Regions from separate parts of the Homo sapiens genome. Here regions 1 and 3 are each linked to region 2. The links are chromatin loops, found by intact Hi-C in ENCODE. Cell type or tissue: CD4-positive, alpha-beta T cell. All regions are shown on one strand. Region 1 has its middle 58 kb from the start of GOLGA6L7. Region 2 overlaps APBA2 (amyloid beta precursor protein binding family A member 2). Region 3 has its middle 12 kb from the start of APBA2.

What was found. Hi-C counts contacts between places; a loop is a spot of excess contacts. Peaks named below come from ENCODE experiments on the same cell type or tissue, not always from the same donor. Only the 100,000 strongest peaks of a DNase experiment are listed, where the experiment ranks them.
Region 1: it touches region 2 in a loop (2.1-fold over the local background); 5 of 110 quality-filtered maps call a loop at or near these places.
Region 3: a loop joins it to region 2, with 18 times the contacts of the local background. A loop is called at or near these places in 24 of 110 quality-filtered maps.

The regions. Positions count from the first base shown.
Region 1 is chr15:28,786,767-28,794,766 of GRCh38, forward strand. It overlaps the pseudogene LOC100289656 and the pseudogene PDCD6IPP2. Among named protein-coding and RNA genes, the nearest start is that of GOLGA6L7, 58 kb to the right of the region's middle. In CD4-positive, alpha-beta T cell, CTCF peaks have their summits at 3,037, 7,596 and 7,828; no DNase peak of the experiment used is centred here; H3K27me3 peaks cover 429 bases.
Region 2 is chr15:29,086,462-29,094,461 of GRCh38, forward strand. APBA2 (amyloid beta precursor protein binding family A member 2) reads left to right here. Exons shown (of 15, transcript NM_001353788.2): 7 at 6,614-6,759; 8 at 7,817-7,852. Among named protein-coding and RNA genes, the nearest start is that of NSMCE3, 180 kb to the right of the region's middle. RefSeq lists an enhancer at 873-1,374. In CD4-positive, alpha-beta T cell, a CTCF peak has its summit at 4,257 (motif pointing left); DNase peaks (open chromatin) are centred at 3,470 and 4,250; H3K4me3 peaks cover 946 bases; H3K27ac peaks cover 588 bases.
Region 3 is chr15:28,870,463-28,878,462 of GRCh38, forward strand. No RefSeq gene overlaps it. Among named protein-coding and RNA genes, the nearest start is that of APBA2, 12 kb to the right of the region's middle. RefSeq lists enhancers at 4,755-5,376, 5,377-5,997, 5,998-6,618, 6,619-7,239. In CD4-positive, alpha-beta T cell, CTCF peaks have their summits at 3,437 and 3,638; a DNase peak (open chromatin) is centred at 3,469.

The DNA of each region.
Region 1 (8,000 bases), 300 kb before region 2:
ACAAAGCCACAGATTTCAACATCTCAAAAATAACTTACTGGACTCACCAAATTTAGAAAGATGGAGATTATTTTAAAAAAAGAAAACCTTAATTTACTATGTGACCTCTAAGTATCTCAGCTGAAAATTGTAAAGATAGGTAAATCAAAAGATGCAGATAATCATGCACTTAATGAAGCGCTAAATCAAAGTATTTTTGGCATATGTGAGTTTCATTTTATCACATTTTTTACTGGTACTATAGCTATTTGCAAGTACATATAGAACTACAGTGTTACATATAAACTACCAAAAAGCAACTTTTTAAAAAAATTTTATTATTCTTATACTTTAAGTTTTAGGGTAGATGTGCACAAAGTACAGGTTAGTTCCATATGTATACATGTGCCATGTTGGTGTGCTGCACCCATTCACTTGTCATTTAGCATTAGGTATACCTCCTAATGCTATCCCTCCCCCTCCCCCCACCCCACAACAGTCCCCGGTGTGTGATGTTCCCCTTCCTGTGTCTATGTGTTCTCATTCTTCAATTCCCACCTATGAGTGAGAACATGCGGTGTTTGTTTTTTTGTCCTTGCGATAGTTTGCTGAGAATGATGGTTTCCAGTTTCATCCATGTCCCTACAAAGGACGTGAACTCATCATTTTTTTATGGCTGCATAGCATTCGTTGGTGTATATATGCCACCTTTTCTTAATCCAGTCTATCATTGTTAGACATTTGGGTTGGTTCCAAGTCTTTGCTATTGTGAATAATGCCGCAATAAACATATGTGTGCATGTGTCTTTATAGCAGCATGATTTATAGTCCTTTGGGTATATACCCAGTAATGGGATGGCTGGGTCAAATGGTATTTCTAGTTCTAGATCCCTGAGGATCTAGACACACTGACTTCCACAGTGGTTGAACTAGTTTACAGTCCCACCAACAGTGTAAAAGTGTTCCTATTTCTCCACATCCTCTCCAGCACCTGTTGTTTCCTGACTTTTTAATGATCGCCATTCTAACTGGTGTGAGATGGTATCTCATTGTGGTTTTGATTTGCATTTCTCTGATGGCCAGTGATGATGAGCATTTCTTCATGTGCTTTTTGGCTGCATAAATGTCTTCTTTTGAGAAGTGTCTGTTCATATCCTTTGCCCACTTTTTGATGGGGTTGCTTGTATTTTTCTTGTAAATTTGTTGGAGTTCATTGTAGATTCTGGATATTAGTCCTTTGTGAGATGAGTAGGTTGCGAAAATTTTCTCCCATTTTGTCAAAAAACAGCTTTTTAAGAAATGAGACTAATCTAGCAACTTTATTGAGAGGACGTGAAGTGTTTGGTTAGGAATGGTGCAATTGGTGGTGGTTGTGGACATGTGAGATGTAAGATGCCTCAACTTCCAATGTTGTTCAGAAGCAATCCAGCTTTCTGAATTATTCTTATGAATTCTGGATTTGAAACAGTAACTTCCCAAATGGCAGGGGCTTTCAGCAGAGAGGAACCTGGAGGGACCCTGTCCCTGACACCTTCTGGGTTGTTAGCTCCAGATCAAAAGAACTCCTGATTTGGAAAAAGCTTCTTGAAAAGAAGAGGGGAGGTGACCTTGGTGAAGCCTCTGGGGACATGAGCTATTTTTAGGGCTTTTGGCAGGAAAAGAGCTTTTGAAAACGGAGATAAGGCATGGTATTAAAAAGGCTTACATTGGAGAAAGAAATCATAAAACTCCATACAGTTAGGGCAATAGTTTTGTTTTTTACTAGGACAGCATCAGTTTATTGGAGTATTTATATAACATAAGCAAGGTCTCTTGATATTTTAACAATTAACAACTGGATTTTATTTTCTACTATAGGTGCAGTTTATCATTCTGAATCCAAAGCCAAGGAATATAAACATGTATGCAAACGAGCTTGTCAGAGAGTATCAACGCAATGTGTATCATCTATGCTTTTCAGTTTTGAACATAAAGCAGTGGCTCTGAGCGCGACTCGGAGGGCGACGCCGCGGCCGCAGCCATGGGTGCTGGGCCTGCAGGGGCGCGGGGGGGAGGGCGACGCTAGGACCTGCGGGGCCGGGCGGGAGAGAGGGCTGCCGGGACCGGCCCTAGACACTGAGCCGCGGTGGGATCCCCGCCGGCTCTGCGAGGCCCTGCGAGCGCCAGGGAGGCGCCTCGAGGGAGCCGGGCAGCCGCCGGCCACTTCAGGGGGGCCCGCCACTTCAGGGCGGTCGAAAGAGCCTTGGGGGCACATCTCGGGGTGCGGTGACCCGCCCGGCGCATTTCGGGGGTCGGGGCGCATTTGCCAGGGGACATCTGGAGCCCGGCCCTGCTTCTGTCGGGCTCCAGGGTACCCCTGGATGGCTGCGCTGTGCCCTCGCCGGCGGCCCGGGCGCCACAGCGGCTGAGTTCGCCGGGATCGCCGGGCCGCCGCCGCCCTTGCCACCGGCTGCATGCTCGGCGCCCGGGTCGCGGCCCACCTGGACGCACTGGGCCCCCTGGTCCCCTACGTGCCGCCGCCGCTGCTGCCCTCTATGTTCTACGTGGGCCTGTTCTTCGTCAATGTGCTGATCCTGTACTACGCCTTCCTCATGGAGTACATCGTCCTCAACGTGGGCCTCGTCTTCCTGTTCGAGGACATGGACCAGGCGCTCGTGGACCTCGGCGTGCTCTCCGACCCCGGCTCGGGCCTTTACGATGCTGACTCGGAGCTCGACGTCTTTGATGGGTACTTGGAGTAGGGTCTCGACTGCCGTTCCCCTCTTCCCTCCACGATCCGCAACCCACGCCCTGGACCAGCCGCCCAGATCATGGCGCCGCAGCAGCTGGTTGGGGGCACCATCTGGACGGGGATGGTTCCCCAGGAGGAGACCCTCCCCTGCCTCCGAGGCCTGCCTGCTACCCTCAAAAGCTTCGTGCCAACAGAGAGGTTCCTGTTTGGACCCAGGAGAGTGGAAGAGAGATTGGGACTGAGTGCTGAGATTGGGAAGGCACCTGCTCCCACAGAAGGGGGAACGCAAGGGGCGTCCCAAGACCTCATCTGCCTGCAGCGTCACACCGATGGCCTGGCCTCGGCTTCTCATTATTTGCAACTGCCATGGATGTTTACAGGAACCCAGCCAGAGTTTGCCTCCCTGCACTTCATCCCAGAGCGCACCTGCTTCCTCCACTTCACCTTCGGAGAGGACACTTCAAACTGCGGACACACGCAAAAGCAACTCCCAGCTCTGTTTGATGTGAGTTGAGCCTTCAGGCCAGCTGGGTTTAGCCCGAGGCTGGTCTTAGATGCAGCGACTGTTTCAGGGAGTGACTCAGAATAAAAAGAAGCTGAGGAAGCTGTTGGGGGGCTGAGGATGAGATTCTCGCTTCTTCATTTCAGGTTACTCGTTCCTCAGCAAGTTGGCAAAACAGATATCATGCTGGTGAGTGCCACGTTACTCCCCTGGCTGCAAATGCTTTTCTGAAAGTATGAGTGTCGTGCCTACTTAATTCTGATAAACCTGTTTAAGCAATACTTAGGAGGCTGACTTCTTTGGATTAAAAAAATGTATGCAACTCCAAAAAAAAAAAAAAAAAAAAGAAATTCAACATTTAAAAGTTTCATTTCTAGGGCAGTCTTCCGGTTTGGACTACAAAATTATTTTGCTTGTTTTTGTAGGGGATCGTTTTGTGTTGTTTTGTGTCTTTCTCCACATGATGCTTAGCTCTTTCCCCACGTCCCAGATTAAAGTCTGTATTTTTGTAATTGTGGGCACACAATCATATCTCTTTTAATCTTTGCAACGATGTTGAACTTCTGTAGACAGAAGGATAGAGAAAACAGCTTGAAGGCAGTCAGTGTGTTTTTCCATGAAGGGAAAAAAATAAATAAAAAAATTAAAATGGGTGCTTTTTTAAGAGAGATTGTCCTATACTTTTTCATTCTGTTTTTCATCACGTAGTTTGTATCATAGCAAGTTCATTGTCATTCCAGAGTTCAGCTTTGCCCTTGTACTCAGTTGTGCTTTTTTCCCATTGGTTTTTGAGGTTTTGCTAAACTGTTGAATATTTAATGTGGGGACAGGAATGGACTCAGAAGAAATGTTTTTTATTTTGATTCTTACTAGTCTTGTAGGCAAACCTTCCATTACTTTTTATGCAAATAGGATCTAGTTGAATATTGTATATCGAGTAAATATGCGTCTCTCTCTGCTCTTTTCGTTGATATTTACATAACATTAAAAAGATTATACTTTATCAGAGATTCAAGCTTTTTCTTATGAATGAAGCCCTATAAATAAGAATATTTTGTTACAGGGATTTTGTTCTTTTGAAATTTATAACAATAAAGCTAAAAGTTCTCTAAGCTGTTTTATATTTTTTCTTATTTTTCAAAGTGTGAAATTTTTCTATCATCTGAAAATAAATTTTATGTAACTATAGTCTTAGAAATTTAATACATTTGAATTGTATATTTAGCCTCTTTAATATTTCCAATGAATACACTTCTTAAAAGTTTAATTAGGAATACAGTTCTTAGTTTTTGAGCTTTCTCTTTGTTGACTAAATTGAAATGTTAATAAATCATTTATAAATGACTTTTCCTTCTCTCTCTTTTCCTCTCCTAATTTATGCTCAAGGCCAGGTGATTTTATAGACCTTTATTCTGTGTAGTTTATATTACAAAATAATATGTTACATCTTGATTTAGAATTTACATTATAGTATCCAAAATGTTTTTGTCAAATGTGTGCTTTTATCCTCAGATTCCGGCGCCCCTGTGACTCAGAGTCACTTCTTTTTAGGTATGGAGAGTATTAACGGGGAGGAGAAATGATTCGTTTGAGATTTAGTTATCTATATAAAATACGAATTGTCAGGATATTTGAACCAAACTGGGTCATACAATTTCTGTGGCTATTTTGAATAGCCTTACAATGAATTAAGCTTACTAAATTCCTTGTACTTTTCATTTAATAGCTAGATGTTATTGTTTTAATTTGAATAATATTAAGTGAGCCATATTACCAATTAACCTGAATATAAACACTTGCTTGTTTTTAATCTGAGTAGTTTATGTCTTAAAGTATGGAATGGAACTAGTGGTCAATTTTTATTAATCTAAGTGTCTCCCATACTTCTTTAAGCTTTTGGAAAGTTTGGGAAGTTGTGATTTTGCAATGAATAATCTCTCCCCTTGGTTTCATAGGCAATTGAAAAGCTGCAGGCGGGTGCTCTTGCAACTGACGCAGTCACTGCAGCACTGGTGGAACTTGAGGTATTTCTTTTCTCTGTTTTATTGAAAATACTTGTGAGTTTATCTTTATTGTTCTTAAATGACATGAAACTGTTGAGTTAGTCAACCATAAATTATATGACCAGTGTTGCCCACCAATATTAGCACAGTTATGAAGAAGCCTATGATATTGTTGTTTTCATTGGTGACTTTTCTGAGTAATATGAAAGTTGGTTAAATTCCTTCCTTTTCTTGATTTTTTTTTTTTTGTGAGATTCATGAATACAAAAGTTAGTGACTGGATACTGAAGTTTCTCATTTTCAGTAGGAAAATCCTTGAAGTTAACCCCCAAAAAGTGATGTATGTTCTGTTGTTTAAAAATAAATTCCAACTGTCTAGAAGTGCCTAAAGTAGAAGGGGAAGATTCTTCACGAACCTAACAGTTAGATATATACCCTGAAATTGTGTGCTGTGAAGTGTGCCTTGTCCCAGTGTTATGGTTAGGTTTGTCCCCAGTTTACTGTGGACATCGAATAATTGAGTGGGGAGGCTCTCACGTTTGCCATAATTTTTTATACTCTAGAGTGAGGTCCTCTCAGTTCTCTTGATTTGGACCCTTGATGAATTTGTGCAGGGGATATTGAGGTCTTCAGAAGATTGACTTGCTGCTCGAACTTGGAGAAGATAGATTTGTATCTATCAGTTGAGAGGATTATCGTGAAAAATATTTTTCTGGTTGAGAATACTCCTTAGGGAATCAAGTAAGACATGATGACGAAACAATGATGAGTTTGAGGGAGGAGATGATAGTTAAAGGCGACATTTCCAGGTTGACTGGGTTGTGGCCCTTGTATTCAGGCGCTCATACCAGGGCACGCACCCTTTCATGCCTTTCCTTGTGAAAATTGCCCAGGTGTTTACCAAAAGTCCTAGCCGTGTTTTCTGTATATTCTCATGCTTAATTGTGGACCTGAGCTTTTGATCATGCTTTGTAGATTTTAATTTCTCTTGGTAATGTCAGATTGGTCCTAATGTAGTCAAGGAAGGTGAAAGAATATGGTGAGCACCTAGTTCTATTGAATCTTACATGGGGATGTGTGATGCCCTCCTAATATGACTGATACATTTCATGCCAGCTCTACCAGTCATTAGCCATGTGTCCATGGGTGTGGCACAGTCTGTCCTTGACTCAGTTTCCCTATTTATGAGGATAATAATTCCCACTTCACAGAGTTGTGAAGATTAACTGAGTTCATATATGACTAATACAGGACAGTCTCTTAGAACAGTGTGTGGTACGTAGTAAGCACCCATAACTGTTAGCAATTATTACAGTTATGAGGTGCTTTGGAAGTGGTATGTATGAGATGAATATTTATGGTAACTATTAATGACAAGTTTTACAGCATCAAAGAAAGTTTAATTATATGTTGAGGATCAGAGGAGAAAAATGACATAAGAAAGAAGATAGATGTATTTACCACCAAATGTTACCTTTACTCAAAACAGACACACAAAGAGGGCTTCATCTAACTTAACTAATTCAATTGTTAGTTGGAAATTACTTGCATGGAATCAGCATAGGTTTGGGAAAGAAGGTTATTGAGTAGCTGGAGAATATACTAGAATGGCAACCATGAATGCAAAACTGAATAAAATTAAGTTTCTCTTTTTATCTTAGAATAACTTTAATTTTCCTAAGTCATACTTATATATCATGTTTAATATTTCATTCTATTTTCCCCTAGTGTTGAATCTGACTTTTAAGGGATTTACTTATTTATACTTAAAAATGATAAGAATACATTTTGAAATAATGAGTTTCTCCTGAGTAAGTGGACTTATAGTTTTGGATAACTTGTGTTTTTTTAAGAGTGTGGATATGAATTTAAAGGAAAAAAATTTCTTGTTCTATTATTTTTGATTGGAATAAGTCATAAGGATAATGGTAGCATAGAATTCTTCCCCAAGTGACTTTAGAGCATCCCACACCTCAACTTTTAGTTATTTTATTTTATATATATATATATTTTTGAGATGGATTCTCACTCTGTAGCCCAAGCTGGAGTGCAGTGGTGCGATCTTGGCTCACTGCAACCTCTGCCTCCCAGGCTGAAGTGATTCTTGTGCCTCAGCTTCCCATGTAGCTGGGACTACAGGCATGCACCACCACACCCAGCTAATTTTTGTATTTTTTTTTTTTTTTAGTAGAGATGGGGTTTCACCATGTTGACCAGGGTGGTCTTGAACTCCTGAGCTCAGGTGATCCACCTACCTCGGCCTCCCAAAGTGCTGCGATTACAGGTGAGAGCCACTGTGCCTGGCCTCAACTTTTGATTATTAAATTTGTGGAAGAATTTCAATTATCTTTAACAATTAACTTTTCTATGGACTCTTTGATTGAAATACATGTTAATAGTTTAAGGTTAAGCTTACACTAACAGGAAGAATTTTCCTAAATCTTAAGAATTATGTTGGAAATCATGCTTATACTGCCCCCTGCAGTTTCTCTCACCTTGAATAATTGTGATTCATTACCTTAAAACAGGATAGGTTTTCAGATGGACTTCAGTTGGGGAAGTATTGTAATAGCTTGGGTCAATGGAAAGACGTAAGAAGATTGGATTCTAATATTTTTGTACTTAGAAAAATATAAGTAGCAGTATTGAGTCCTTTCAGAATACTGAAAAGTGCTGAGAAAAATTCTGGAGAGCCTTATTAATAATGCATTATGTTTAATTTGAGAATAAATACTTATCTTAGTTTTGGTCAGTCTATTCAGTTAAGTCATGTCTGGATTATTGA
Region 2 (8,000 bases):
CGTCATGATTCCTAATGATACTTTGTCAGGTTTATAGGTTCTAACATTTGTAGTTTCTTTTTCCTGTGCCCCAAATTCCTGTTCTCAAGGACACCAGCATAATTTTGCATTGGTTTTATTCCATTAAGCTTACAGCAGTCTCAGAATAACAATACCAAACACTGCCAAGGACACATGATTGTAGATACAGATTATGATTTATTTGCATTTACTTTTGTGTTTAGAATACATCCCACAAGGGATGTACAGTCAGACAACTGTGTTTTAAAATATTTTGGAATAGATCACAACTGGATACACTTTTAGATTCATTGGTTTCATTTTTCTCTTAGTTATTTGGACTTTGCTTTTTCCATTTAATTTTGTTTTATAATTATATAAAATAATTACATGGTATGAAATTCAAATAAACAACACAGGATGTATGCAAAGAGGTCAGTTTCTTCCCCTATTTATCCCCCCACCTCCCAATTTCTTCCCTTCCACTATAGGTAACCATTTTGAGCATTTTACATATTTTTATTGTAAGCATGTCTTCCCCTTTCTTAGGTAAATGGTAGTGGATTAGACTCCCATATCTCCATCTTGCCTTCTTCACTTCACACTAAACCCTGGCGGTGATGCCACAGCTCTGTGCTGTTCACAGGAGCATGGAGAGGATGTTCTGCAGAACTCCACTGTGTGGATAGATGTCTCCTGTTCAGGAGTGTTTGGGTGGTTTCCAGGTTTTTGCTATTACAAATAGTGCTGCTGCAGTGAACCGCCTATGCATATGCTTTTTCCCATTTTTGCCATTTTTTTTTAAAAAAAATTATTTATTATGCTTTTTCTGGGAAGTCATTCTCCCCACTGCAAGGGTTAGGATCTGTCTTGGGCAACTCTGTGCGTTTTCTTGAGCTTGGCTTTGACCTTCCTTCCCTGACTCTCTGTTGTGGCTTCTCTTCCTCCCAGCATCCAGTGACTTAATCTTGCTCATTGGGTGTCTAAAGTTCAACACTGTGGAACCCCCAAATCCCTTTTATCAGTGACAAAGCCTGTGCTGCAGGCCCAGGTGTGGCCACTCCCTGGTGAATGTCCCATAGGTGTGATTTTCAGATGGTGTCTTCTCTTTCGTATCAGCCATATTATAGGGTCACCTTCAGTGGGGGCATCTCAAGGCACAGGCCCTGGCAGTACTGGAGAGTCGGGCCTGGAGGCCACGCCTTAGCTCTGCAGCAGAAGGTCTCACTTGAGACGCCAGTTACACGACTCTGATACTCACCCACTCCTGCCTCCTTTCCCCACTCCAGACCTAGGGGGCACTTCAGGGGGCAGGCTCTCCTGCTGATCTGGTGGCTCGCCTCCTCCCAGTCCTGTCCTGCCCCATTAGAGCTGCAGCCCCTCCTCCCAGTTGAGGCCAGGTCCCGTCTGCACTTTGGAACCTCACACGATCTGATGTCGTTTGTCTCCTGTCCCTTTTGCTCGCCCCTCCACTGGCTTTTGACCACGTCTGTCCCACCCTGCATCTATCCACACCACCCCGCTCTACCTGCCCCTTTTCTTTCACAGCCGGAATCTGGGAGTGGCAGCCTCATTGTCTGCACCTCCCCTGCACCTCTCAGCCCCCTCTCTGGCTCCTGCCCCGGTTCCTCTGAAACAGCTCTTTGAGGTCACGACTGACTTCCTTGACACTGTGCCCAATACACGAGGTCTCCTTGTAGTTGGCCTCCTGCTAGCATGGGTGTAGATGGGCAGGCCTCCCTTTCTAAGCCCCTTCTTTTCTTGGTACTTAGCAGAGCAGAGTCCTGGGGCTTCATCCTGCCCCCTTGCCCATGACCTTCCTTGCAGACTCATCCATGCCTGCAGCTTCACTTGGCACCTGCAGATGGTTCATTCCCAAATCTGTTTTTCTAACCGGGACTCCCGAGTCCAGCCGCCTACTGAGCATCCAGGCTCCTGCCACTAAACTTGCCTGGAATCCCCAACCCAAGCTCAGTCCTCTTCCAGGCACCCTTTCTCAGTGAGGGGCAGGTCTGTCCATCGAGCTCTGCAACCATTGTCTAGCGTCCTCATCTTCTCTCAGACTCCAGTCCACCTTTCCGTCCTGTTGATGGACCCCTAAATCCCCATCTGTTGCTGTCTCTCCATTTCCGTTGTCACCCTGTCCGTACCATCATCACCACTCATGTGCTGGGATGGCTACAGTAGCCTCTCAGCTGCTCTCCCTTCTTCCTCTCTGCTGCCTGCCCCTCTGCCAGAGTTCATTTCTAATGAAGGAGTGGTTGGGCCACTTCCCTGATGGATACCCTGGAGTGACAGTCCTTATGGCCTGTCACCCGTGGCCCCAGGGTCCTCACATCTGGCCAGCGCTTCCTCCCCACCCTCGACTTGTCTCAGCTGCTGGCCCATGCCCTAGGCCTCGGCAGTCCAGACATCCTATAGATCTTCTAAGGTGTCATTGTCTCTGCACCCTAGGGCCTTTGCACCTGCTCCCGCCTCAGCCTGGGAGGCTTTCTCCTCCTTTTGCCTTATGGCTTGTTGATTCCTTCTCCTCCTCCAGACCTCAGCTTAAACAGCAGCCACCCCCAAATTCCTCACCAGAGCAGCCTCCCTGTCCCTTCCTTCCCAGGGCCATAGCCTCCCTTTTGAGCATTCACCATGGCCCATCCTGATGCATTTGTTCTGTGGCTGTGGGACTGATGTCAGCCTCACTGTGTAGCCTGTGAGCTCCATGTTTCTGTCTTAACACCGGTCTTTATACAGTGGGTTCAGAAATGCTGAGCACCTGAACTCATGACAGTGAACTTGGGCAAAGCCACGTGACCCACTTAGATGGTCCTTATTTGTAAAATTGGGACCCTGAGATTGCTTCATGGCGTGGTTGAGGACTGGGTGGAACTGTACCATTGTTGCACAGAGGTCTGGTGTGTTGGGCATGAGGGCTGCACTCCAAGACTCCGTGCCTTTGCAGAGAGCAGCGGGCCTTGTGGATGCACCCCCACACTCCCACATACACCTGTGCTCCAGCTCCACCCAGCCACCTCCTCCCAGACCCCCAGGATATACAGGGACAGGTCTTGGAGCTAATGAGACCCCCTGGGGCCACACTGGCACCTTAGAAGCCTCTGTCCACCACCCATGTTCAGGATAATTTTCTTCAAAGGTGGCAGGAGTGGAGACCCTCAGGCTTGAAGCTGTGGGACTCCCCTCCCCTTCCCTCTCCAGAGGGCCTAGGGTTTTCCTAAGCGGTGTTTCAAACAGAGGCTTCCTCTGGCAGGGGAGAACCTGGAGCGCCTTATTCTTCTCCAGACTGTGCAGATACACTGTGCATATGCCTATGTGAGTAAGATATACGGTGTGAAAAGGATAAATCACTCTCTGGGGAGACAAGATCTTTAAACCTGTATCTTGATTATCTTGTCATTTTGTCTCCCTCTGGTGGTCTCAGCTTAGGGTCAGTGCAAGACTTGAGCAAAATAACAGCAATTTCTACCCAAACATGTAGGGCTAGCTGCTTTCATTTTCTAACGAAGCTGTTAGATTTGGGTTCTGCGTTTCCTGCGGAAGTTGAGAGCTGTGCCCATGAATCTGATATACTCCCCACACCATGCCGCCCCCACTGGACTCTTCTCTGGGTCTGGGTTCTCCTCCCGTGGTGCGTGTGAGTGGGAGGCAGGATGCTGGGGCCACCTTGGACTCGATTGTTTCTCGCTGAACAAAAGAGCAAGGCAGGCATGGAAGGCCCCCAGGCAGAGGTGGGTGGTGGCTGGAGTTGCAGCAAGGCCCTTGAGTGCTTCACTGGCCTCATCCCGGAAGCAGGCATCCGTGGGTGCCAGTGGTGACCCCCTGCCTGGGATGGGGCATCCTTCACACACAGCAGTCTGTGCCCAGATGGGCCCCAGAGCTACTGACGCTCACTTCAGGGGGAGACGAGGCCAGTCTTTCCCAAATCTACTCAAGGACATGGGTCAACATGGAAATGTGAACCTCAGAAGGGTCTGGTGCACTGACCAGGGCCACCCTGGGGGCTGGCGAGGGAGAAGCCAAGGGGCAGTGCCTAGAAAGGTAGGAGTCAGATTCCAAAGGGAGGGCTGGCCTCCCAGCCTCCCCAGGGCCTGGGGCTGACAGGGTGCCAGGCAGCCCCTGCCACAGAGGGGACATAAGGACACTCGCCCAAGGCCCTGCTCACCTGCTGGGGCTGTGAGGCTGGGGTACCTGGGGCGCCTGGAAGAACCAGAGCTTTCCTGCAGAACAAAGTGACGCCATCTAGTGGTCAATGAGAGCCACTGCATTGGGCCCCACTGGGTGACTGGGGCTTCACTGGGGGGTGCCTGTTGAGCCATGCTCACTGGGGACGGCAAGGTGGTGTGAGGTAGTAGAAACAGGCCTACCTCAGGCGCTGGGAGCCTTCCCAGCCCCACAGCCAGATGCCATAAAAGGCAGCACAGGGCATGTCTGGCGAGCCTGTGGCAGCCAGGGCTGTCATACACGCTCTCCAAGCCCCCCAGCTAGGCAGATGTGCACACTTCACTCTGAAGAAGCGCCAGGGTATGGTGGGGGTACTGCATTGGGATAGATGGGTCCTGTTCCCTCTGTGGGGCTGCCTCTGATTCTCCTGGTGACAGGAGAATCCCGGTGTACCCTCTGAGAGACAGGTGGACAGGGGTTCCTCCCCTGGTGCCACCCCTGAATCCCGCAGTCCCCCACATTGGTGCCTGCAGCCCTGCCCAGCTGGGAGAAGGTTTATCGGCTCCAGGGCAAGGGGTGAATGGAGGATATTTAAAAGCCGTGGGAGGACCCCATTGATAGGACTCAGTTAGATGCACAGGGGAGGGATGGGGGTCCCTGTGGGGAGAGACGGCTGGGAGCACAGGTGATCCTCTGACCCCAGGGGCACGCAGACCCACTACTGCCCAGGAAAGCAGGAAGGAGGGCCAAGTGGGCTGAGCACCAACGCGAAGCTCCCCACTTGGTCTGTCTGAGCAGGTGAGGGAGGGGCAGCCAGGAGTTTGAGGCAGTGGAGGGGTCTGGAATAACTCTTGCATGGAGGAAGAGTCTGAGTTTCCCAGAGAGATAGATGAGAGTTGTGAGGTTGTTTGGGGGGCATTTGGGGTCAAGAATTTATAATACATTTATCATGGCACTCATTTGCCCTCTTGGGCAGCTTTTTCCAGCCTCAGGTCCAGAGAAAACAGGTTGGAGATTTGCTGAACTCCTGTGGGCAGATACACAGGACTGGGGTCAGGGAACTGAGGATACTGGGCGGATGTTATTGAAGTGGTGGATGGCAGCGCCCAAGCTGGGCCAGTTGATGATTTTAGCAACAGAATGGGTTAGAGGTGAGACCAGGGATCAGCTGGCTGAGGGAGGGAAGAGGTCAGGAGGTTGCTGGCGCGAGGGCTGGGGAAGTGCAGGATGGCTGGGCCCGTGATGCTGGAGGGACTCAGGGAGGGGCCAGCTGGAGCAGGAGGGGAGCCAGGAAGCCAGGGCCAAAATCCCCAGTGGAAGGGGCTCTGGCCAGGAGGTGGGCAGTCGGGAGGGATAAAGCAGGTGACATGGCCAACATGGGTCTGAGAGGACAGCCAAGCCACGGTCTAGGATAGCTCAGAGGTCGGCTGACTGCAGCCCCAATCGCAAATCCTCCTGGCCCCCTGATTTTGCATATAAAGTTTCCTTGGCACACAGCCACACCTCCTGTTTTACATACTGTCTACGGCTACCTTTACGCCTCAGGTACAACGGTGAATAGTTGCAACAGAGACCACAAAGCCTAAAACACGTACCATCTCCCCCTTTACAGGAAAGGTTTGCCCACCCCTAGCTGGAGCCTTATTGTCTGGCATAGGAGCCACTCAAGATTGGTTTGTGGGCAACATGGACAGGACTTGGGGGTTGGTTGGATATGACTCTAACATGTGGCTCTTTATATTTCAATTAATTAAAATTACATACAAGAAATGGGTCCAGTCCCTCAGCTGCAGGAGCCTCAGTGCCAGTGCTCAAAGCCACATGTGGGTAGCGGATCCTGTATTGGACACTGCAGAGATAGAACCTTCCATTGTGGCTGGCAGGAAGTTTGTTGGGTCACGATGGTCTAGGGGCAGCAGATGGAACAAGCATGATGTTGCCAAGCCTGGGCCTGCGGTGTGATGGGTGTGAGGAGCTACACGGGTGTCCTGAGAGGCTACAGACAGGCAGGAGCCCCTCAGGACAGATGCACAAGGACAGGCCAAGGAGAAGCCCAGGGCACAGTTTCAGGTCACCAGCATGAGTTCCGGGGCTGTGGGGAAGGCATGGAAAGTGCTGTTGTGTTTGGGATGTGACGCCTTCTGGATTTGCAGCCTGTGATTGTCATCTTGAGTGACAGTCAACTGGAATGCTGGCATTGTCCTCCTGACACTGTTTGTGCAGAGTTTTCTGGCCCAAGTGTTGATTTCGCGCAGTTACTTGCAGCACGGGGTAGTGAGGGAAGCAGACCGGCCGCCCGTGGCTGGCTGCAGATGGCAATGGTTGGGCCCTTCTAGTTTGCCCCGCATCCTGGCTGCCGTGTTCCTTGTGCTATGGCCAGGCATGCAAGTTCTTTGTTCAGGGGACTTCTCCTCTAGGAAGACTCTGACTCTGTGCCCTCCTTCAGTTCCAGGGCCCTGCGAACCAGAAGACCTCATCGACGGGATCATCTTTGCTGCCAATTACCTGGGGTCCACCCAGCTGCTATCAGAACGGAACCCTTCCAAAAACATCAGAATGATGCAAGCGCAGGAGGCCGTCAGCCGGGTCAAGGTAGAGGTGCTTCGAGGGCCCCTCGCGGATGCCCGCACACTTTGGGGGGCACTAGCAGGAGGGAATATGGCGGGGCGTAGGCCCTCTTCCAGCTCGGACTGCACAGCCCTCAGCACAGGGGGCAGGAGCGGCCCAGGTGCCAACGAGGCTGAGGGAGGCTTGCGCCTTGGCTGGGAGAAAGCTGGCTGGGCAGAGGCAACCAGCTCCTTAACAAGAGGCCCACGGAATCCCAGAAATACGACCTTTAAAGATCATCGTTCCAAAGCATTCTAGTCATCAAACAATCCCAAATCCCAGTTCAACAGTATGTGTATTTTTAGTGCCATTCAGAGTGCTTCAAGAAAGGGTGAAAAATAAATCACGTTTTATTTAAATTCAGGACCTCAAGAAAAACTTTGACCTGCTTGTAGCTCTAAGTGCTCATTGGATTGTCTGGTTTTGAACATCGGGTGAGGCCGGGCAAGGGGAAGATGAGGCCACGTCAGCAAAATTAAATGGGGTCGGCGGGGAGGGGATGCAGCCATCTGAGGTCTCAGCTCTCTGAGCAAGACAGGATCTGCAGAGGCCCGCCAGCCCAGGGGTGAGAAATGGCAGCAACCTCCTCCCCAGCCCTCACCATACACAACCTCCTCTAACAGAAGCAGAGAAGCACCATGAGGCCATCCGGGGTGGGCAGGAGAAAGCCAGGTAACCCAGGGCAGTGCTGAGCCCTGCTGGCCAGTGCCTCTCAGCAGAGGCCCGGCCCTCCCATCCCAGACCCTTGCCTTGCTCCGCTGCCTGGAGCTCAGCTCCCCTTCCTGCCGGCTGATGGCATCTTTCCTGTCCTCCATAGATGGGGTGGTTGGCAGTCATTTCTAGCGCTCCAGGGACACCTGTGTGGGCTTCTCTTGGTCAGTGTGTGTGCTTGAAGTGGGCAATGGCTGTCCACCCGTCCCTGCTGGGCTTTGCTAGGCACCAGACCTGAGAGTGGGGGCATCAACCACCAAAGTGACATAACCTCACGCACCTTCCTTCTCTCTGTGCCAACTTGTTTTTCTTTTCTCTTCCATGCTGTCAGAGGATGCAAAAGGCTGCTAAGATCAAGAAAAAAGCGGTGTGTAGGGCCTTGAGGCCCTGGGACAGTGTTGTTTGCTTGTGTTTCCGTGGCTTGTCCTGGGCAGTGGGGGCTGGGGGGTTCCCCTGGGGATCTAAATAATGTTGCAAAGCAGCTTTTCCTCTTCCCTTGGTAGGTGAATCTTAGA
Region 3 (8,000 bases), 220 kb before region 2:
ATTCCTTGAGGCCCATTAGCAACTGGCAAAGGTCATGTGGGTCAAAGCGTTCTGGTGATCTCTGTCTTCCTGCCCATTACAACGAATACACCCCCTTGTCTTTGGTGGTTCAGAACTGCTACCTGCCGTTGTGGAATTCCACCATCATCCATGAAACCAGGGGAACCATCTCAATAGTGACGCTGCCCACTCTCAGACCTGGTCCAGGGAGGAGAGCAACCACAGGGTATTTAAGTAAGAGCTGTATTTAAGTATTTAAGCTCTTTAGATATGGGAGAGCTGGCAGTTTCCACCAGCAAAGCAAAGACGTGGGTTCAGACAGGCTCAGGGTTCAAGATTCGCAACTCCACCTGCGTCTACTCAGATGAATGTGGACAGCCTCTAGAAGCTGGAAAAGGTGGCTGCATGTGGTGGCTCACACCTGTAATCCCAGCACTTTGGGAGGCCGAGGCGGGTGGATCACGAGGTCAGGAGATCGAGACCATCCTGGCTAACACGGTGAAACCCCGTCTCTACTAAAAATACGAAAAAATTAGCTGGGCACATTGGCAGGCGCCTGTAGTCCCAGCTACTCGAGAGGCTGAGGCAGGAGAATGGCGTGAACCTGGAAGGCAGAGCTTGCAGTGAGCCGAGATAGCGCCACTGCACTCCAGCCTGGGTGACAGTGTGAGACTCTGTCTCAAAAAAAAATAAAAGAAAAAAGAAAAAAAAGAAGAAGCTGGAAAGGGTGAGGAAGTCATCTCTCCTAGAGCCTCCACAAGGAAGAGAGTCCTGCCATCACCTTGGTTTTAGTCTATTGAGACCCATGTCACACTTCTAACCCATAGAACTGTGGACTGATCCATTTGTGTTTTAAGCCCTGGAGTTTGTGGTGATTTGTTATAGCAGCGGCAGGATACTGATACACTCACCTTCCCCTAGAACCTAGGAGATGGCTCCAGGGAAGTCTTGCCTCAACTCCTCTCCAGGAGTCGTGTCTTCTGCCATCTGTCACATACCAGGAAGTGGCACTCTGAGTAGAAGTCCTGAATAGCCCTTCTCTCGGAATAGCTCAATCATTTGCCCAAATTATCTCAGATGTTCAGTGACTTATGGGCATGGATGTCCAATGATTAAGTGGGGAAGATGCCAGCCTTAACCTCTTGTTGTTATTAATTCATTATATACAAACAGTCATTGTCTATGGGGAAAATCTAGCTTGGGAGGCTTCGTGGGATGAGCTTCAGACCTGTGGCTGCAGTTGGTCCTGAGGCTATAAATGATATATTGAACAACTCCCTCCATGTTACAGGTTAAGTTTTGTCCCTATAAATATTCTTATGTTGAAGTCTTAACTCCCAGTATCTCAGAGATAGGGTCTTTACAGTGGCGATCAAGTTAAAATAAGGTCATTTAGATGGGCTCTAAGCCAATGACTGATGTCCTTATGTAAAAAAAGAAATTTGGATACAGACACAGCCAGCCTGTCACTTCAGAAGGCTAAGCCTACGCTCCATCAGGCCAGAAACTTCTGGCTGGTGTGGAATCTGGCGGGAGCATGGGTGTGGACCTTATGGCCACGTTCCCATTGCTACGCTGCCCTTGCCAGAAAGGCAGTCATGGGTCCGAGGATCCCACGTTGGTAAATCCTTAACTAGTGGTCCTGGCAAAAAATGCAAATCTATTTCTGGAATATATGGCGACCCCAATCAGGGTGAATTGTAATTTTCAAAGCTGAAGAGGTCTCGTGTAATTGTTTTGCCATTGAGTGTGCTATGGTCTGAACGTTTGTGTCTCCAAAAAGTTTGCATGTTGAAACCTAATTCCCAATATGATGGTGTTTATGAGGTTGGGCATTCAGGACTTGATTAGGTCTTGATGGTGGAGGCCTCATGAATGGGATTCGTGTCCTTACAACAGAGGCCTCAGAGAGCTGGCTTGCCTCTCTAACATGTGAGGGGATGGCTAGAAGGCGCCATCTATGAATAGAAATCAAGAACTCACCAGGCACTGGATGTGCCAGCACCTTGGCCTTGGACTTCCCAGCCTCCAGAACTGTGAGAAATACATTTCTCTTGTTTAGAAACCACTCAGTTTATGATAGCTTGTTACAGCACCCCACATGGACTAAGCAGGCTGGTTGGTGGTTTTGAGGGGTGGTGGCTGACAGGGGCTCAGCACGGTCTGTGATGCTGACAGATCGGACATTCTGCAGTGATAGTCCTGGCTCAGCTTTGGTGGGAGGAAGTCCATGCTGTTGGGACATCCATAGCCTCCTTCTCTGCCACCATGGCCACTCTTCACAGGCCCCTTGTGCAAGCCTTGGGCTGCCTGAGGGGGAGGCATTGGTAGACATTGACCCGATGAGTCCTCTTGCCTGCCTGGTTGGTGGTTTCATGTTTCTTCTCTGGTGGGCATTGATGTGCAATATCACGACCTTTTACGTGGTGCTCACTCCCAGGGGTCCGTCCACATGTGGCCACCTTGTCAAAAATGTCCAGCCTTATTCCTTAGACCCTGACTAAGCAGCCAAGCTATTTGCTATTGCCCATAAATATAGCTAATCTTGGGCCATTCCTCACTCCATTCAAAGTGACTGACCAGGCGCTCTGCCTGAGGCTCTGCCCATGGGAGGATTCTATTTCTCCACTGTCTTTCAGGGCCCCCCCGAAAGGAGGCTCCACTTCTTCCCTATCAGAGTCCTGACTGGCATGGGAGAGTGCTGAGGCCGTGTATCTGGCCATCGCTGAAGTCCTGCTTCTCTTCACATGACCTGGGCCAGGTCTCCTCCTCCAGCTGTAGGAGTTCACATGCAGCCATGTGCCTTCAGTGGGTTGTCAATCAACCTGAGCCTATGCTGTTCTCTCACCTCCCTCCTGGCTTCAATCATCAGAAATATTGCCCCATTCAGGGCATGCCCTTCCACTTGGCTTCCAGCTTGGCAGAGCTGCAGCCAGGGGAGCGTGCTGGAGTCTCGGCCCTCCACTCACTGCTGGGACTCAGGCCTTCCTGCCCTCTGCCTGGCGAGTCACCTGTCTCTAGAATCCCAGCCTCAGAGTCAGCCTCACAGGCCACTTCCTTACCAAGGTTCTTGGGTCTGTCTGGTGCCCTAGAAGCAGAACCAGAGATAAACATCCCAGTGCAAGTAACTCCCTAGAGAAGCAGGACAGATGGTAGAAGAGACTGAGGAAGGTGCGATTCCCAGCCTTGCTTGATCCCCTGGGGAGCTCCGGAGTCAGTGACTGCTCAGCGCTTGTCCCACCTCAGGGTAAGAAGGCTTCCATGTTCCTCCTCCCATTCCAGGCCTGGGGGCAAAGGAGCTGTATACTCCCAGGAAATGCCAGCGTTCTGCTGGTGAGGGTGGAGCCACTGCAGTCGTGTGAGGGGTAATTATCCAAGGAGAGTGGAGGTACAGGCCTGGAAGAAAAGCTGGCAGAGGGTGCCCACAGGATGGGGCAGGCAACACTGATGTCGGCTGCCAGGTGGTGCTGGTGCCTTCGTTTCAGAGATGTTGTCTGGTTTTCTGGGGCTGCCAGAACAAAGTACTGTGAACTGCGGGCTTGAACAGCACATGTTTATTATCTCACAGTCCTGGAGGCTGGAAACCTGAGATCAAGGTGCAGACAGGGTTGGTTCCTTCTGAGGCCTGCGGGGAGACTCTGCTCCAGGCCCCTCTCCTGGTTTCCGGTAGCTGCAGAAGTTCTTTGGCTGGTAGACAGCATTCTCCCTGCATGTGTCCACTCTGTTTTTTCTTCGTGCAACTGTCTCTGTGTGTTCAAATTTCTCCTTTTTATAAGCATGCCAGGCAGATTGCATGAGAACCCACTCTCATGACCTCAACTTCACTCAATCATCTACAAAGACCTTCTCTGCAAACAAGGCCACATTCACAGCTACTGGAGGGTTAGGACTTTGATTTGTGTGTGTGTGTGTGTGTGTGTGTGGACACAATTCAGCAGGTGCTAAAATGTAAAACATAGAGTGTCTTAAAATTGATGACATATGGCACAACCTGGACTCTCCTGAGCCGAGTAGTAGTTAGCACGTGTCTTTATTTTTATTATTGTTATTATTTTTTGAGACGGAGTCTCACTCTGTCGCCCAGGCTGGAGTGCAGTGGCACCATCTCGGCTCGCTGCAAGCTCCACCTCCCAGGTTCACACCGTTCTCCTGCCTCAGCCTCCTGAGTAGCTGGGACTACAGGTGTCCGCCACCACGTCCGGCTAATTTCTTTTTCTATTTTTAGTAGACACGGGGTTTCACTCTGTTAGCCAGGATGGTCTCAATCTCCTGACCTTGTGATCCACCTGCCTCGGCCTCCCAAAGTGCTGGGATTACAGGTATGAGCCACTGCGCCTGGCCTGCATGTGTCTTTACATAAAATTTCTGACTTGGTCTCCTAAATGCACAAAATATTCCCAAGCATAATACAACCCTGTGGTTATGTACAGGATTAAAATAGCGACAGATTCTCAATTGAAAACTTGATCCTGGCCTGGCATGGTGGCTCACACCTGTAATCCCAGCACTTTGGGAGGCCGAAGCAGGAGGATCACGAGGTCAGGAGATCGAGACCATCCTGGCTAACACGGTGAAACCCTGTCTCTACTAAAAAAAAATACATAAAATTAGCCAGGTGTGGTGGCGGGTGCCTGTAGTCCCAGCTACTCGGGAAGCTGAGGCAGGAGAATGGCGTGAACTTGGGAGGCGGAGCTTGCAGTGAGCTGAGATCGTGCCACTGCACTCCAGCCTGGGTGACAGAGGGAGACTCCATCAAAAAAAAAAAAGAAAAGAAAACTTGATCCTGAGTGGTCCTATTGCAGTGGTTGAACTGACACCTCCAGCACCTCTGAAAAGGTGTCGCTCAGTAACAGTCGGGTTGGGGGGGACCAATAATTAGAATGAGCTTCAGACAACTCAAAAGACTCCACCCTTTCCCCAGCGCCTCCTGCCAGAGGAAGCATGTGTCTGTGACTTGAAGGCATCTGGAACTCACAAGGTGAGGCTCGTTCTTCCCATGTCCTCTCTCTTGCTGCCTCCACACCTATGAGAACGATCTCATCCCAACATGCCTGGGAAGGCCTATTTCTAAGGCACATGCATAAGGTGAATGCCTTCACAGCAAAATAAATGAGGCCTGGGATAGACTCTTCCAGTATTCCTGCTGCCTGGGAAGTTGGTGAGACCCCAGCCTGGAGTCAGTCCCCGCCCCCATCCAGTTCCCCAGGAGAGGCTGACAGCTTGGAGTCGGGTGAAGCCCTGCAGTGCAGCACCAAGTCTGGGTCTGAACTCTTCACCTGTCCCCAGTCCCTGCCCCATCTTCTGTCCTCTCTGCCAATCTTTGCTGAAGCCCCTGGGTTCCCACTGAGCTTATGAATCAACCTATGATCCATGATGGAAGGGCCCAGCTGGACACAATGCCTTCTCTAAACAGATTATCAGCGGTGGGAATTGAAGGCACTATGCAAGGCTGATAAGACAGATCTTTGGGAACAAGAAGGCCTTGAAGTGCTTCTGAAATATTTTTCTTCATTCATTCATTCAGTCATCAGAACCTATACTTAGGGCCTCCTCATATCTGGGCATCGTGGCATGAGCTGTGATGCGTGGGGTGGGGGGTCCAAGCAGGTACAGTCCCTCTGAAGGAGGGAGAGAGAGAGAGAGAGAATTGCTAATCATGCAAATAAAGGATTGCAAGCTGTGGTAAAAGCCAGGGAGGCCAGTGCAGGCTGGCATGAGCACGCAGCCCTCAGGACTGGGCCCAGTGGGTTGGCAGTCAGTGAAGGATTTCCTGGAGAGCCGAGGGCCCCGTGGGAAGCACGCTTAGGGCAACAGCTCCCGGCACTGAGAAGGCTGTGAGCGGGGACCTCACGGAGCAGTGGGGAGCAGGGCCACTGGCCTCCCTCCCCTGCCTCGGAGCCTAGGGTGGTGGGGAGCGCCACTGCTGGCCCATTTGGAACTCCCAGCCTCCAAGGCCTGGCTTTCTGTGGGGGGTGGCTTTGACAAAAGCATCTTTGAGAAAGCATCAAAGAGACCACAGCAGAGAGAAAGCAACCCCGCTGCAGGGGAACAATGCCGCAAATCCTTCGCTCTGGAAACTCTAAGACGGCTTCCTGGGGTCACTAAATTCTGTGTAAAGGGTTCCAGGAATGCTTTCAAGACAGGCAGTCAGACCCAGGGAGATGAGCCCAGACCCAGTGTGGTCATTGGTGCAGGGTGAGGGTGGAGGGGGGGGCACTGGGGAGGAGGTGGAGGCACAGAGCCCAGGACAGGGCAGTGGAGGAGGAGCAGGAGGGGTGGGCTCCACATTGAGAGCCTGCACACTTCCTCCAGGAAGCCCTCCCTGCAGCTTTTCTCTTCACCGGGTAACCACCTATCTGTCATCTGCCCTAATGCAGGCATCAGGGTTGTCCTTGTCACCCAGCACTGCAGTCCCTCAGGCCTGGCCAGGCAGAGGCCCTGGGCCTCGCCCAGTGGATCAGGCACTCAACTATGCCCCTGGGAGAAGAGTGCATGCACGTCCCCTGAGCCCTCTCCTTTTCCCGGTGGGGGACAGCATCTGCTGTTGGATCTGGGATGATCCTCTCCAGGCCTGGGTTGGGGGTACCGAGAGGGAGGATAGGCATGGGATGGCGGATATGACTTACAGGTGCCTACTCTGCTCAGGAGCAGCGGCGCAGGACGACTGGGCAGACTGCATGGGAGCCCTGCCTCATCCAGGGTGGGCTTCCTGCAGAGTCTCTGGCTGGACCCCCAAGGCTAGGGCCACAGCCCCATCACTACCTGGGTCTCTGTCGTCCCATACTGTGGAAATATAGCAATGTTTTTTTCTCGTTCTAAGTCGTTCACTACGTGTGATTAACTTTTATATATTTGGACTTTCTGGCCTGGTGCGGTGACTCACGCCTGTAATCCCAGCACTTTGGGAGGCCAAGGCGGACGGATCACAAGTTCAGGAGATCGAGACCATCCTGGCTAACATGGTGAAACCCTGTCTCTACTAAAAATACAAAAAAAAAGTTAGCCGGGCTTGGTGGTGGGCATCTGCAGTCCCAGCTACTTGGGACGCTGAGGCAGGAGAATGGCGTGAACCCAGGAGGTGGAGCTTGCAGTGAGCCAAGATGGCACCACTGCACTCCAGCCTGGGCGGCAGAGTGAGACACCATCTCAAAAAAAAAAAAAAAAAAGACTTTCTTCCATGTAAATAAATGGACATATTTGAAGATACTATGGCAGTGGAGCTGGGTGCAGTGGCTCACGCCTGTAATCCCAGCACTTTGGGAGGCCAAGTTGGGAGGATCACCTGAGGTCAGGAGTTCAAGACCAGCCTGGCCAACATGGTGAAACTATGAAAATACAAAATTAGCCAGGCGTGGTGGCGCTTGCCTGTAATCCCAGCTATCTGGGAGAATTGCTTGAACCTGGGAGGTAGAGGTTGCAGCAAGTGGAGGTTGTGCCATTGCACTTCTGCCCGGGCAACAAGAGTGAAACTCCATCTCAAAAAAAAAAATGGCAGTGGTTCTTAATCTCAGCACATCTTGACATGATATCTTGGCTTAGACCAGTTCATTGAGTGGGTGGGCACCTGTCCTCTGTATTGTAGGATGTTTAACAACATCCCTGAACTCTACCCACCAGATGCTGGTAGCATCACTCCCCTAAGTTGTGACAGCCTAAAACATCTGCAGACATTTCCAGATCATTGCAAAATCGCCCCCAGTTGAGAGCCACTGACATACAGGGTCAGGCCCCAAGTTCTCAGATGAGACTAGGAAACGTGGTGTCTTTTGTATAAGCCAAGCGCGAGCAGGACTGAAGAACAGGTGAGATGAACTGGGAGCCTGGGGTGAGGTCATTCAGGTCACGGTCTCGCGCCCATGGAGAAGCCACATTGTGCAGTTGTCCTTAGAGTTCCCACGTGTGGCTCACCAGGGCCATCAGGCGAGCTCCCGCAACGTTGAAAGCCACTGTGCAGCCCAGCACTAGCCATTGTGAAGCTGCTCCTTATGGCACCCTTCCAC